Linked DNA regions of Homo sapiens: region 2 is linked to region 1. A link is a contact called in ENCODE Hi-C or POLR2A ChIA-PET data. All regions are on one chromosome and are shown on one strand. The core of a region is the stretch at or near the end of the contact, and the rest is flanking DNA. Distances in the headings are between cores, read along the strand shown. Region 1 overlaps TEK (TEK receptor tyrosine kinase). Region 2 has its middle 11 kb from the start of MOB3B.

Region 1 (2,700 bases), core at 1-2,500:
CGGATTCAATGGTTTTGAGGTGAGGATGGGGCCGGGGTTCAAAAATTTGCATTTCTAGTAGGTTCCCAAGTGATGCTGCTGGTCCTGGGTCCACACGTTCTAGATAACATGTGTAAAATTACTTCTGGACTTCTCAGTGGTGTTTGGTATTGACTGGCCTTCTATTGCGTTAATTAACTCTGTGAAGCCTCCTTGATGCTAACCTGACCTCCAGCTTTCTGTTACCCAGGTACCCTCCATTGAAATACTGGAGTGATCTTTTGTAAGGTTCCATTCCTGGTTCTTTGAATTGTTCACTGTGTATAACCATTCTGTTACTCTCTCTTGGTCAGTACTTTATACTTTCAACTTCATATATATTTGATTTATATCACCTAGGAAAGTAAGAATTATCATCTTCCCTATTTTACAGATTGAAAAGTAGAGACTCAGAGTACTTAATAACAGTAAGATGCATCACCATACTAAATCTTCGGGCTTCATATCTTTGTCTTTTAGAGCCAGGATCTTGCTCTGTCACTCAAGCTGGAGAGTGCAGTGGTTTGATCAACACTCATTACAGCCTCTATCTCCTGGGCTCAAGTCATCCTCCCACCTCAGCTTCCTGAGTAGCTGGGACTACAGGCACACCACCACATCTGGCTACTTCAAAAAATTTTTTTTGTAGAGACGGGGTCTTGCTTTGTTGCCCAGGCTGGTCTTAAACTCCTGCCTCAAGCAGTCCCCCAGCCTTGGCCTCTCAAAGTGTTAGGATTACAGGGATGAGTCACCACTCCCAGTCCAGGCTCCATATCCTTTTGTTTCTCCAATTATTATTTCTACCTAGAATCCCAAAGGCACCAGCTTATTATCCCAGTTCACATATTTGCCTGTGTTTTACTCCATTTACTAAAAGTAGAAGGATATGTTATGATTGAGTGAAAAAACCAGGAAGAACATCCACTTTTCTTCTGCAGAGATTGTGCACCCTTAACAGAAACATCCTTCCTTCACACCACCCACCTAGTTTTTATGTTACTAGCAGCATCCTTAAAGAACCAAATGAGACTCAAAAGCTACTCTGAGACTTATAGAAGCATTACACACAAGTAAGAAATGGCTGCTTGGGGACCCACCTGGTTGTGAATATAAAAAATAAACCCAGAAACTATATAGAGAGGAAAAAGGGACCTCTACAACCATGACCCAAGGGATCCCTGATATGTCATCATGTTACTGCTAAAAGGCAAATGGTAGTTAATTCTCTCTCAAGTCACTGTTGGTGAGTCAAGAGGGGAAGAGCATAAACTGACTCAGATGGAAAGTATTTATGGAACAGAACATAAAACACTTCACAGCCCCACACTGTACTGTCTTCAGCCCTCAGAATGTGTTGCAGCCAGGAGGTCTCTCAGAATATTTCAAAGTAGTTCTCAGGGGTAGGCGGGAAGGGGATTATTGAAGGTTCTTCTTTTCCCATCATTTGAATTTTGCTGCTGTTTGCTTTTCATTTCGTCTGGCAGTTGCACTGTTTATGTGTGTTGATTGAGATGGTGAAGGCCAGGGAGTCCGGGAGGGGAAGGAAGAGAACACTTTCTGAACATAGTGCAGAAAGGGGCAGACAGGGAGGCGTATGGGGTAATCATGTTCCCAAAGGGCGGGAAAAGGGGAAATGACTATTTATTGAGTTACTCTTCTGTACCAGGCACAGGATTAGGAGGTGTAAATGTATTCTCCAAAATATCAACTCCCCATTCTCCTTTGTCATTGCAAACCTGCCTAAACCACTCTGGGTGGCTATTTTGGAGGTTAAACTTCAGAGGTTAACAAGAGGAGATGGCATCACCTCTCTCCATTTGCAAAGGTTACAGAGAAAGGGCCATCAGACCTTTTGCATAATGCCAAGAAAATGCATGCCTAGCTGCTGGTTCTCACTAGTCTGAGGGTAGTCAGAACCAGGCTGGTGGGACTTAATTCCCAGTAGATGGAAACAGACCCTTCCTCTCACCTCGAACCAAGAGTAAGAGCAGTGTTTCTCAACCTTTAAAAAAAAATGTATTGCTCATCCCCAGTGAGCTGTTTCAGATACGTTTATCCTAGTAGATCCTGCCTCCCGTGAAATTTTAATACCACAGATATGCTCTATATCTGTTTCTGTATTATGGTCCTCTGTAAACAATTGTAGTAATCTGAAATTTTCTCATACACTAAGAACAAATTTTTTTGCCCCATAGGAGTGATTGTGTCCCTACTGAGAATGCATGAATTAGAGGATCTCTATCCTACGTTTTGGAAGGACTTCATATCTGGAATTTAAAAATCAATTTACTATTATTAACTGAAAACACACTATTTCCTCCTTTGTCCAGTGACATAAGACATCTCGAAAGAAGGAAGGGAGGGAGGAAACCAGTGTTAATAGAGCCCCTAACACCTTCCAAGCATTTTCACATCCATTTTCTCACTTATTACTCCTGAGTCTGGAAGATGGATATTTTAATTTTATTTTACAGGTGAACTTGGAGAGATTATGAATTTGCCCAAGGTTGCAAAAGTAAAGTGGCATGTTCCTGTCTCTCTGATTTTAAAACCCATATTGTTTCTATTCAGTGATGTCTTGGTAGCCCAGGCTCCTGTGGGTGATTATGGCCAGGCATCACGTAGTCATAGCGGATACCTTGATGTGATCAGAGCAGGAATAGGCCTGGCCCTGCCACCACA
Region 2 (2,780 bases), core at 1-2,500, 350 kb after region 1:
CTCTGGGAGTAAAAAACTCTTGAATCTTTTTCTGGAGGTTGCATTTTCTAGTCTTTAAAAATGAGTCCAGTGCCTTTTCCCTGAATTTCTCCAAATTCTGACCATTCTAAGATATGGGTTCTAGCTCAGTGCTCCTCACACAGAAAGGTTCTAGTAAGGAATGAGAAAATACTTTCTGCTTTAAAGAAGAGCTACGCAAATATTAAATGAGAATAATTATATCTATTATTTATGGCGAATATTATTCTAGTACTCAGAAAAACTCAGCATAAGTTCATTAGAACAGTATGGGCCACATTAGAAAGAACATATTATCATTATGTTTGAAAAGCTAGGACTGGGTACAAAGTTACTACGATCGTATGGGCTTAGTTGGCCAAGTATGTTATTACAGTTTCAATGGAACCATCATCTTGTCAACAGAACACACAGTGAAACCTGCAGGGCCTTCCTCTGGCTTCATGACAGTGAGTAGACTCTCGCTTTCCCTAGGGAAGGCAGGGGCCTGGTAGGGTCTGAGCAAGAGCCTGAGGCATAGACTGTGCCCACCCTCCCCTTCTCCCTCCACTCATGCCAGTTTTTGGTTTAGAAAGCCAGCATTTTGAATATCAAGTCTCAAGACTTTCTCATTGTCCTCAGGGTGGGTTGCTGCCCCCCACACCCTCCTTGTTCCCATATGAAGGTCATTGACCCCTAGTTTTGTAAGGTGTTTATTCTTGCAGAATTTGGACCAGGGACTTTCTGTTCAGCAAATGATTCAGTGCATGTAGACCCTGAGGTTGTTTACATTTTCAGGAACTGCTATTGCGAAACTAAAAAGGTTTATTTTACGTAGTGGGGTTGCTTTTGCCAGATGAATTCATTTGCTCAAGTTATTTTTAAAATGTGCTTTCCCTTAGCTCCTTAGAGAAGCTCTGGTCTCTTGCCTGTGTGGGTCTAGGCCAGAAAAAAAAAAAATGTTGAGGCTATTAATGGAAGCCAGAGAAAATGTCTGGCCAAGGTGGATCAAAGAAGGTTCTCAGTTTTGACCCCAAATTTTAACTTTCTGAATGCCGGGCTAGCATACTAGCTGGTCCTGGCTCCAGCAGCTTAAATGACTCATGTGCCTAGAACCAGGAAGACCATGCATATGAGTTTCAAACTGCTCCTACAGGTATGTGTGGAAGGGGGACCCCTATGACAGAATATTCATCCAGAAGAAACTTGCCCTGCTGCCAATTGGAAGTGCCACAGTCCAGCAGCAGTGAGACTGCTGGAAGCAGTCAGATTGCAGAGCACAAACTCTCTAACTCATCGGGGTCAAGTGGCCTGAAATGATTCATCAGGCTGCTTTGCAAACATTTTATTTAACAATTGATATTTAGAAATAATTTTTTATGACAGTTTCTTATCTTTTGGGGGAATCAGAGACCCCTTTGAGAATCTGAGGAAGGCTATGGAGAAATATCTGATGAAGCCTGTGGGAAAAAAAACTGCCATCCAGAAAAATGTATATATGCAAGCTGTCCCTTAAAATGTTAGTGGTATCATTGGGATGACATCCAAAAATTGTCAGGGAAGTCCGTAAATCCCCTTGCTTCAGAATTTGGGGAAACTTTAAACCTCAGATTAATGGTATGTAGATACTATTCATTCATTCAGAGCTTACTGACTTCCTGTGTCATGGCAAGCACTATGTTGGAAGCTGGAAATACAATGATGTATAAGACAAGGACACAGCCTTGTGGAGCTCACAGTCTAATGGGAGACAAAACAAACCCATAATAATGATGCATGATAATGAGTTAAGTGCTATGCTAGAACTGTAAGTGTAGAAGCAAACAAGAGCCCCAAGTAGGGTAATCAATTCAATATATATTTAATAAATGCATTACGTGCCAGGCAGTTGGGAATAAGCTGGTGCATAGACAAGATCCCTATCCCATGGAGCCTTAAGTCTGGAATACTCTCAACTAAAAGTTAGAGGAGGGGCCTGGAAGAACATGATGCCCACCTAAGGTGAATCCTAAGTAAAGTTCACCCAGGTGAAGTGGGTAAGCGTATTGCAGGTAGTGGGAGCAACACGCACACAGGCCCAGTAACAGCAAGGTGAGTCAGGGGAAACTACAAATAGTTCATCAGGGCTCTCCATGAAGGCAGGAGCAGTGAGAGACAAGGGTGGAGAGGTGTGCTGGGGGCAGATCCCCAAGGCTCCTGTGCTTCACCATGGATTGTGGGTTGAAGGTTGTCAATGAGGGCTTTTTTTTTTTGAGACGGAGTCTCACTCTGTCGCCCAGGCTGGAGTGCAGTGGCGCAATCTCGGCTCACTGCAAGCTCTGCCTCCCGGGTTCACGCCATTCTCCTGCCTCAGCCTCCCAAGTAGCTGCGACTACAGGCACCCGCCACCACGCCTGGCTAATTTCTTGTATTTTTAGTACAGATGGGGTTTCACTGTGTTAGTCACGATGGTCTCAATCTCTTGACCTCGTGATCCACCTGCCTCGGCCTCCCAAAGTGCTGGGATTACAGGCATGAGCCACCACGTCCGGCCTCAATGAGGGCTTTTTAAGGCAAGTCAGGAGTTTCCTATTAGAAAGATCACTCTACCATAAATGGAGAAAATTGGGCAAAGGGGAGGGGATGGCTAGTGGGTGAAATCATGGAGACTAGAAGGAAGGAAGCTGTTGAATTAATCTAGACAAGAAATGATAAGGTCCTAATAGTGGCAGTGGAGATGGAGTAAAGTGGACGATGGGAAAATGGGATGAGGCCTCTGGAGAGCAGCTCACAGGCAATTTTTT

The links. Hi-C counts contacts between places; a loop is a spot of excess contacts on that map. ChIA-PET counts read pairs that join two places held with the same protein, here RNA polymerase II (POLR2A). Pooled maps may share reads with other maps.
Region 2: a loop to region 1 is called in a pooled map, with 3 times the contacts of the local background. The contact joins two enhancer-like sites. A Hi-C loop is called at or near these places in 2 of 50 pooled maps. POLR2A ChIA-PET finds 5 or more read pairs at or near these places in 2 of 52 experiments (H1 and OCI-LY7).

Annotation. Positions count from the first base shown.
Region 1 is chr9:27,193,326-27,196,025 of GRCh38, forward strand. The region is part of intron 11 of TEK (TEK receptor tyrosine kinase); the gene reads left to right. Among named protein-coding and RNA genes, the nearest start is that of TEK, 85 kb to the left of the region's middle. Within about 2 kb of position 1,251, at least 2 of the 41 ENCODE cell types and tissues checked have a DNase peak (open chromatin) inside an H3K27ac peak, as active enhancers do.
Region 2 is chr9:27,539,106-27,541,885 of GRCh38, forward strand. No RefSeq gene overlaps it. Among named protein-coding and RNA genes, the nearest start is that of MOB3B, 11 kb to the left of the region's middle. Within about 2 kb of position 1,251, at least 18 of the 41 ENCODE cell types and tissues checked have a DNase peak (open chromatin) inside an H3K27ac peak, as active enhancers do.